2 separate regions of the Mus musculus genome follow, and region 1 is linked to region 2. A link is a loop called in an ENCODE intact Hi-C map of the cell type or tissue named here. Cell type or tissue: heart. All regions are shown on one strand.

Region 1 (5,000 bases), 190 kb before region 2:
CACTGCCAAGAATGCTGTACCATGGTGAGTCAGAAGCAGCAGCAGGGAGTTTCAGAGCACTGAAGGACCAGAACAGGAGAAAACCACGGGCTGACAGGGATGAAAGTTCCTTAGAGCCAGAGTTTCTCCACATCGTCTAGAAGGTCTTTTTGCAGATGTATCAGGAGGAAGTGGAGCTGGTGTAGGGTGAGGGGAGGTTCAGCAAGTAGAGCATTGAAAACTCAGGGTAAAACCACAAGCATTGGAGGAATAAGGAGGTGGAAACGAGTGACCCAGGGGAGGAGCTAGAAGGGAGGGAATCAGAGCCCGTACATAGGAGGAGGCTGTGGCTGGATGGGGGAACATCTTTTTGTAAACAAAATCAAGAAGAGGAAGTAGTATTCAGAAAATTACATTTAGCTATGTTATTTTTATAAGTTTCTCATGAGTAAAAAATGTAAATATCAGGAGACTTAACAGTAACAAATAAATCTACTATTTGTTGTAAGAAAATTTTCTAAGGGGAGGCATTAGGCTACATTTGGAGACTTTACTCAGAGTAAATCACAGCCTTTTCATTGCTGCATAGATGAATACCACCCCTTTAGTTTTTAGCCTGCACACCCAGAAAACCTTGACATCTCATACACTTAGGGTCTAATACTTAGAGCTGGGAGAAGTGACCGGCTACTCTGGCGAAGGTTTGATGACATCGCCCATCTTAAAGCCCAGCTGTGGTTATTTGAAGCAGGAGCAGCTGAAATTTTTATCGAGAGGTTTTAGACAGAGGATCTTTTTTGTTTGTTTGTTTGTTTGTTTTTAAATCTACAACCAGTTTGTTCACATTCCATCTGCAGATGGAAGCAGACAACTTGAAAAAAATCTAAAAAATATTTTTTATATCAATAATATACATATCTGTAACCTAAAGGTCACCAAATAGAAAGTTATAAAAACACAAGCAAGCATATCCAGGCTTGGTGAGGCAGAGACAAAGGCAGACAATAGATATAAGGCAGAGGCATCTCAAGAGCAGAAAGTTGTCTCAGTTGAGAGAAACACACCTGGAGACGCCATAGAAACAGCAGGCATTCTGGCGCTGGATGTGGTTGCAAGTGGGAGCTAAGCACTGGGATGAAAGGGTTAATAAGATGAGCTGGAAGTTATAGTGTGTGTGTGTGTGTGTGTGTGTGTGTGTGTGTGTGTGTGTGTGTGACCAAGAGCCAAATAAGTGTGGCTGGTCTGAAGTGTCCCAAATGGAGCTCTTTTAGATTAGCCTACAGATAGGCTAAGGATTGTGTTTTTTGGTGCAGACAGTTAAGAGACCATGGTGGGTACAGAACCAGGTTAAAAAATGGGCCAAATTCAGCTACCTGTAGACGTCCTTCTGGTTTTAAATTGACTCCAGAGGCCTGGAAAGTAGGAGAGACATCCCTACTTTTCTGTTTTCAAGAGTTGAGAGAATGAGGATCCAGTGGAGTATTCCTAAAACTCTCAACCAAGCAGTTCTCATGGCCTGTGCAAAGTTCCTGGAACCTTCGACCCAGCGAGTCTCAAGACAGGCAGACTGGGACTGCTGGAGCCCCCGAGACCCAACCAGAACCCCTCTGAGTTAGCGTCTGTGAATTTCCTGGTCCTGACATTTTGGCCATGTTGGATTCATGGTCTGATTGAATGGAGAATTGACCTTCCACCTGGAAGTCAGACTGCGTCAGAGCAAGACAGAGACAAGTGAAAGAAGTATGGAGAAGAGAGTAAAAGAAAAGGCTGCTTGAGAGAGAAGGGGGTGCTGCTCACCCACGTGGGGGACCGCAGCAGATGGGAGCAAGGGAGGTGCATGTAGAGGGCTTGGGCTGCCAGTGGACCTTGGATGCCCTTCATAAGTGTTAGATTTCTGAGGCAGCACAAAGAAGGCAGAAAATAGATAGAGTCTGACCTCTGACCGACAAGACTGTCATTGTTAGCACACACAGCAAGGGGTAGCTTCTCTCCTGCAGCAAACTGAGGGGTCTACCAAGGAAAAAAGCTGACTAACTCCTTTTAAGGAGGGATGAAGAGCTTGAGAATTGGGAAACCGTTGCAGCCACGGGGACTACGTGCAGTTCTGCAGTCTGTCTTCTACCTCAAGCAAGACAGATAATCCTAGGAGACAGATTATCTCTGCTAACATTCCTTTCTGGACTGACTGAGCAAGATTGTCCCTAACCTTGTAGGGATCCTGTTTTATTACAAGGCACCCTGTCACCAAGGCACTCTCCCACTGGGTAAGATGTAAAACCAGTCATGGGCCACCATCTCATGACAAATAGTGGGACTGTGACAGTCAGCTTGGGGGAAGTACCCAAAGATCTGTTGCCCTTTCCAAGTGAATTCAAACATCCAAAAATGGTTTCATTCACACTCCAAGGGTGTGAGGCAGGGTACCCTGCAGTAGGATAGCACCCCAGAATGTTGTCTGGAAGTGGGGAAATGTACCCTTTACATATCTCTCCCATAGTGCTGGCCTGCTCCTGCTTGTATATATATGGCTTTTCCCATGCTCGGTCTCACACAGGTCCTGAGGATTTTCAGCCTTTCTCTCTGCTAACAGGCTCATTCCATATGCTTCCTCATAGCTCTCGTGCACTTCTTTTCCTTCCCCACTGTCCTGCCTCAATAGGAAATGAAATTTTGATGTAAGTGGATGCATTTTTATAATTTAATATATACAGAAACTTTGCAATTACTCTTTTAAGAAAGTGTAACAACTAACAAAAGAAACTTGCATCAGTATAAAGTAGACATTTTGTGCTTGCTTCATGAGTGAGAAATTTTTTAAAAATCAAAGTGGTCAGATACCATATTTTGCACTCAAAGATCTACCACTAGATGGAGCTGCTGAGCAGGAACTATGTCCTTTATTCTTCAGTTAGGATGTTCTAAAGGGTTTCAAGTGACAGGGCTGTAGAATTTTCTTCCTCACTGACCACAGCCTTCATCACCATAGGCCATGACCCTAAGAGTGTCCCCTCCCTCCACTCTGACACAGGCACTGGTCAGTTTGTGGTATTGGTTTTCTGTCCCACACTCGTTTGTTAGAACCTCCATCCAGCACGGCCCAGACAAAGGTGGGAGAGCTCGGCTGAGAGAGGCACTTTGGTAGTTTATTTTTATCAGTGTGTATGTGTGTATGCAGGGGGTGGCTACAAACATGCCTTGCGCACTCGTGTGTGGAGGGCAGAGGAAAACCTTGAGTGTTATTCCACAGAAACTATTCACCATGCTTCTGAGACAGGAAATCTCACTGGCATAGAGCACACCAAGAAGAGCAGCTAGGATGCACTTTTTCAAGTAAAGTCTTTTAAAGATATTTTTGGTTATTAGATATGCTACATATTATGATACAATGTACTATTCATCTACTGTATATGTGATGTTAATTAAAATAGATTTTAGAATAGTATCAGGAGGAGGTGATGATGATGGTGGAATGTTATTATACAGTTGTTAAACTCATCACATTTCTGCTGTTTCAAATAATCTATAATTTGAAAAGCTTTCTTAACTGGTGCTGAGCTGAGTTGTGTCTTCTGGTGTCCTACGAAGGTCAAGGCAGACTGTTTATCTGGTGATGATGAAGTTTCTAAACTAACAAAAGATGGACCCAGGTTTGAAACAAACCAGAGGGTAAAGACTGGGGTCAAGGCAACTGTACTGGTTTCCTTTCTGTTGCTGTGATACGATACCATGACACAGAAAGAAGAGCTTCCTTGGGTAGGTTCCCAAGGAGAGCTTACAGTGGTGGAGAGTCATGACCGCAGGCACCCTACCAGGGAGCTGAGAACTCACATCTTCAACCAGAAATGAAAAGCAGAGAGAGTGACCTGGAAGTCTACAAGCTCTCACATATCATCTCTAGTGACCCGGAAGGTTACAAACTCTCACGTCTTATCTCTAGAGGCATATTACCTTCAGCAAGGTTGCTCCTCTCCCATAACCTCCTTAAACAGTGCTGCAAACCAGGGGCCAAGGGGCCAAATGCTACAGCCCATGGAGGAGTTTCATTCAAACCACTACAGTGACAATTCTTTCAGGTCACCTAAATGGTTCTACTGAGAGGGTGTTTGGGCAGGCAGGAGCTGCAGCCCAAGGTTTTAGTTATTTAGTAAACAAGTACAGGTGACACCTGCAAACAGCAGCACTTGCCACCACAGGGAACAAAGCACTGCATGATGCATGTGTTCTGCTGCATCCCGTGCATCCCAAAGCCTTTGCATCTCTGAGCCAGACCTGGCTTTCAGTAGATATTAAAGCAAGGGCAGACAAATACACACTGGCTTCTGAATCAATTTTAAAAAAAGATTTGTTTATTGATTTTATGTATACGAGTTAACTGTCAGTGCCTTCAGACACACCAGAAGAGGTCATCAGATCCCATTACAGATGGTTGTGAGCCACCGTGTGGTTGCTGGGAATTGAACTCAGGACCTCTGGGAGAATAGTTATTGCTCTTAACTGCTGAGCCATCTCTCCAGCCCCTAAATCCATTTTTTTAAAAAAAAAATTAAATTGAATAAGGTATTACTGGATCCCAGCTAAGCATTAATAGAGGAATGCTCATGCAAAAATAGAGTCTGATCTTGAAAGGATAGCAAAGTCTTTTTAAACCAAGCAAAGCGCTTTCTCTCTAGAGAAGCACCCGATGATGTAATGTTTCCCTGGCAACACCTTGGACTATGTCACAAAGAGGCGTGGAAGTAAATTGCAGAGTGCCTTCTACCAAGTGTGTTCTCAGGTCATGATGTCAGACTGTCTTTAGAGGTAGGACTCTCCAAAGCATCTTGCACCCATTTATTTTGACTGGAGTAACGAATGCTCCGGGTGAGACAGTGAGTGCAGTCCTGATACAGAGTCCGTCGGGGAGACTGTGTCTTGTCCATTATCTCCCTCATACACTGACACTTCCTCTGCAAATAGTGGCACTTGTTCTCTTGCTCTTAGGCTTTCGTGTTCTGCTTAACAAAAGCAGGCAAAAGGAAGAA
Region 2 (5,000 bases):
AATATCATTCTTTCTTTCCCATATCCTTCACCACAGCATCTTGAGAACAAACTGTCCTAATGGGGAAAATGTGTCATGCTGTTATGAGGGAAAACCAGTGTGCAATGGTCATGGGGTCCTTTCCGGGAATAAAAGCTTTACTGCCTGCAGCTTCATTCTGTTTGCTTTGACTGGTCTTTAAAGAATGTATTACTTTATCCAAAACAAACAGCAAATGCTTTCTGTGAACAGATGAACCTGAGTGAACGCACACCTTTAATCCCAGCACTCGGGAGGCAGAGACAGGCAGATTTCTGAGTTGAAGGCCAGCCTGGTCTACAGAGTGAGTTCCAGGACAGCCCGGGCTACACAGAGAAACCCTGTCTCGAAAAACAAAACAAAACAAAACAAATTCCCTCCTGCCCAGCACTGTGAATGTTCACCAAGAAAAAGAAAAGTGATGGGAAAGAAAGAAAATTAAACCTGCAGGGGACGGGGAGATAAGATAGCCAGTCCAGCCACTCAGTGAGTACTGGATTCAGTGAGATGATACGCCAATAGATAATTTAGCCAGTCAGAGAGTGCAGACCACAGTCAGTGATGGAAAAAGACATCTGGTGTCCCTTTGCTCTCCAACATCGAGGAACCCAAGGCTCTGGGGAAGAGCCTGGGGTTGTTCTTATCCATTGATAGAGTCCTGACCCCGACTGGATAAAGCGAATGCTAGTCAGACAGCTAGGGTTCCTTCTGGACGATGGGTAGTGTATGAACTTCAGATCACCCATGGGGCCCACGTTCCATCTTCCTGCCACAACTCTAATTTCCCAGCTCACAAAACCCGGTCTGATGCCCCGTCCCAAAGACTGGTTCCCCTCCAGCTGCTCTCTGGTTCCCAGACACTCAATACAAGCCTGGCTGACAGCTCTAGGGAAATTGCTTTAGAAGCTTGTCTGCTCCCTTTCGCCCTTGGAAAGCAAGGAGAATGTCTAAGAGTCCACCTCTCCTGAGTCCTCAGTGGTGTGTTAGCCTTGTTCTGTGAGGGAGAAAACTCACTGATGTTCCACAGACAAGACTAAAAGTCCCTGGGGAACAGGAATTTCTCTACAGTCTATGAAAAAAGATCAGTTGTCTTTCCCTTCAGGTTGACACTAATTGTTACTGGTAGATTTAAGGGTGAGCAGGATAGAAGAACACCACACACACACACACACACACACACACACACACACACACACACCACAAGATCCCTGTTACCTGGTGAGTTCCTGAGGATCTTTCCATTCAAGATCTATAGCCACTGTGGAGCTACCTTCCAGGCCTAGGCAGCCTCTCACATTGGTTTGTAGTCTTTCGTAAAAGTACAAGAGCTACAAGAGGTGAAGGCCAGCTCACAAGATCTGTCTTCCAGGGGGAGGAAGACGGTGTCTCCTGAGGGGTGGGAAAGGGTGATGTACATGAGTTTCTCTGAAAAGGGGTGCTCTGAGGGCCACTGAAGAAGGCAGCCAGTGGAAAAGGTTGATTTAAAAAAAAAAAAAAAGTTCTGCTTCCTGCTCCACCCTCATCGGCCACACCACTGAGATGTTTGTGTACAAAGTATTCTCTATGGGCCTAAGAGAATCTAGAAGTCTAAAAGCATGGGCAACCCAAGACTCTAGCTTCTGCTCCTCCTCACCAGGCAGACAGCATGCATCTCTTCTGCTCTGCTGTTTACCTCTGCCATCCGGAGGTAGCTTCTTAGATGGAATTTGAGGTGGCAGTTGAGCCTAAAGTGGCTCTCTCCAGGGCCCACTGGACAGATCAATAGCTATCATGCTTGAGCCTGGCTAAGGTACCCTGGCTTCTAGGGAGAGTATGGGAGAACAAGGCTTAGGTTTTCTCACCTGGGCAGACCTTGTCTCCACAGAAGCCATGAAGCTAGCTACCCAGTCTATAGTATGGTTTAGGCAAAGCAACAGCACTTAGTGGAATCCCAAGTCCCTGTGCCTCTGCCTGCTGCCCTGCAGGACTCAGGATCCGGAGTGAGCCAGGTCTCCTCCCTGGAGGAGTTCCACTTAGCCGTGTGTTTGAGTTCAGATCACTTTTTTATTCACTTGCTGTTCTTTTCCGCGTATGAGTGTTTTGCCTACATGTATGCAAGTGCCCTCTGCACATGCCTGGTGCTTGCAGAAGCCAGGAGAGGCTGCTGGATCCCCTGGATCTGGAACTATTAACACTTGTAAGGCTCCTTAACTACTGAGCCATCCCTCCAATCCCAAGTTTGGGTGATTTTTTTTTTTTTTTAAACAAAAGAATGTTCAAGGAGGAGAGTGGGATATGGGATCTATTTGGGTGAAATGAATATAGATGTTGTTCCTATAACCTGCATGTTCATATCCTTAGCTTTTTGTTTTGTTTTGTTTGTTGGTTTTTTTCGAGACAGGGTTTCTCTGTGTAGCCCTGGCTGTCCCGGTCTGTAGACCAGGCTGGCCTTGAACTCAGAACTATCTGCCTGCCTCTGCCTCCCAAGTGCTGGGATTAAAGGTGTGAGCCACCACTGCCTGGCTGTTGTTTTGTTTTGTTGTTTTAATTGACATGTATGCTCTTGTGGGTTCCTGAATCCACCTCAGCTCCTGCAGTGTGATTTCTTCCTCACAGAACTCAGGGATTGTTTGGAACCTTTTCTCACTGCAGCTTTCTGGTCCACGCCTCCAAAGGGAAGGTGCATCCTGCTGTGAAGGGACGGTCAGCAGGAAAGGAAGCCAGACTGCAGCCAATGAGAACAAGAGCCTGAGGCTCAAAACTGTAGGAAGGGAGTGGGAACTGGCGTCGACGTCTTGCAAACACTGCCCCCTGCTGGTTACCTGCTGGTTTGCTGTGTTCTGTTTTGCCCAGTCTGGAAATATTGAACAGTGGTTTGGGGGAGTTGTTTGTTTATTTTTGATGTGCCTGAGCTCGCACGTGCACATGCTCCTGAGTGAACACAGGAAAGCCAGAAGACTGACTGAAGGTGTCTTCTATTACTGCGATACCCTATTGCCTTGAAATAGGATCTCTCAGTGAATTCTTGATTTCTACTAGGTTGACTGCCAGGAGCTCTAGGACCTGCCACTTTGCGCCCGATGCTGAGATTACAGGCACAAGCAGTCATGCCCAGATTTTTATTTGGATGCTGGGGATTCCAACTTAGGTTCTCATGCTTGCACATAAAAAGTTCTTACTCACTGAAGGCTAACCGTCGCCTCTCAGCCTCAACAAATGCTTTCCTTTTGACTTGCTACTCTAGAGAGCCCTCCTTTCTCATCACCTTGTTTAAAACCATGCTGCTGTACCCACACGAGAGTCCAAACACGAATGCCTATGGCAGATTTGTTCACAAAGCCCATCCAAATGCAGAGACAACTCAGATACACTTTAGTAGGTGGGTGTGACACACCCGGGCAATGGGAACTACAAAGAGATGCGTTAGCAGGACACATGGAGCCTCAGAGGGAACGTATATACATGCTGCTACGTGAAAGAAGCTGATCTGGCAGGGCTCTGTGCTGTATAGCCACAGCTCTGTCGCATGCTGGAAAGGACAACTGTGAAGATCACCTGTGGTCAGGGACTTGGGGAAGTAGAGGGAGAAATGAACAGTGAAGTCAGAGGAATCTATGCTAATGAGATATTCTATCTGACCTGTGGGTTGCTGTTATCACCCACTTGTCAGGACCCACAGGATGTCAAACACCATGAGTGACCCCTGCTGTAAAGCTACACACTTTAGTTAATAAAATACATGAATACAATTCCATGGACAGCAACAATACTCCACTAATGCAACATGTTACTGATAGGAGAAACTGGTAAGGAGAGCATGCCCCCTCTGTACTTTCTGCTCAGATTTTCTGTAAATTTAAAACTGCTGAGGATGGAGAGATAACCGCAGTTGAGACCATCAGCTGCTCTTTCAGAAGACTCGAGTTCAATTCCCAGCACTCACAACCATCTGTAACTCATCCCAACATTTTCTTCTAGCCTCTGCAGGCACTGTAGCACACGGTGCACATATACATTGCAGACAAAACCATTTATACATATAAAAGAGAAAATATAGGTTAAATGAATTTTTAAGAACTTATTTTTAATAAAGTTAATTAATTTAAACTCAGCAGAGGATAAAAAGGGATGAGACAGGGCAAGAATCAGAGTAAAGGAGGTGAAATAGAGAGGGGGGTTGAAAAGGGATGAGAAGAGGAAAATAAAGGGTAGGAGAGCAATGGTCGCTCGTACTTGACAAATCAAAGCCTGTAAAAGCATAGCGAGAGATAGCCAAGGTCACCAGCTGGCAATGCTGGTGGGAGTGCTGGGAGAATGTTTATTTTATTTCTGTGTGTATGAATATGTGATTGTGTGTGCACATGAGTGAAGGTCATGCCAGAAGAAGGTATTAGGTCCCCTGGAGCTGAAACTGCAGAAGGCCGTGAGCTGATGTGGGGTCTGGGAACCAAACTTGGTTTCTTAGGAAGACCAGAAAGTGTTCTTAGCTGCTCGGCCATCTCTCCATCTCTCCATCTCCGTGAGTTAGTCTTAAATGACTGCAGAGGGCTGATTCGACCCTGGGATGCTGACATTTCTTTCTCTGGCTGCCTCTGCCTCTTACATCACAGTGAAGGCTTTTATCTCACCACGGCTCTCAGCACTGTTTCCTTCATCTGGTTACTTGATTTATGGTTGTTGTTTATGTATAGGACCCATCTCTAGCTTCTCTAATTGCCCATTTGATTCATAGGCAAATGGATGACAGGCAAATGATAGACAAATCTGTTAAATATATAATATAATGGAGAGTTACATTTCACAAAATTGCATAGCAGCAGGAAAGTGGGACTGATATTTTAGAGCATTAAATTATGTGTTCTGTATTATTTAGTAAGTATACTATTATCTAATAATGTATGTACTAATTTAAATGCATAGCTCCTATGTCAGTGTTCTTAAAACTTTCTAAAGAGATACAAATAATAAGTTGATACAGTGGACTTTTAATTTTAGTACTTGAG

The links. Peaks named below come from ENCODE experiments on the same cell type or tissue, not always from the same donor. Only the 100,000 strongest peaks of a DNase experiment are listed, where the experiment ranks them.
Region 1: a loop joins it to region 2, with 2.8 times the contacts of the local background. A loop is called at or near these places in 6 of 42 quality-filtered maps.

Annotation. Positions count from the first base shown.
Region 1 is chr6:48,579,310-48,584,309 of GRCm38, forward strand. No RefSeq gene overlaps it. Among named protein-coding and RNA genes, the nearest start is that of Gm5111, 7.6 kb to the right of the region's middle. In heart, a CTCF peak has its summit at 2,835 (motif pointing right); a DNase peak (open chromatin) is centred at 262; H3K27ac peaks cover 2,228 bases.
Region 2 is chr6:48,769,409-48,774,408 of GRCm38, forward strand. Gimap3 (GTPase, IMAP family member 3) reads right to left here and starts at 1,443. Exons shown (of 5, transcript NM_031247.3): 1 at 1,234-1,443. In heart, no CTCF peak of the experiment used is centred here; a DNase peak (open chromatin) is centred at 2,723.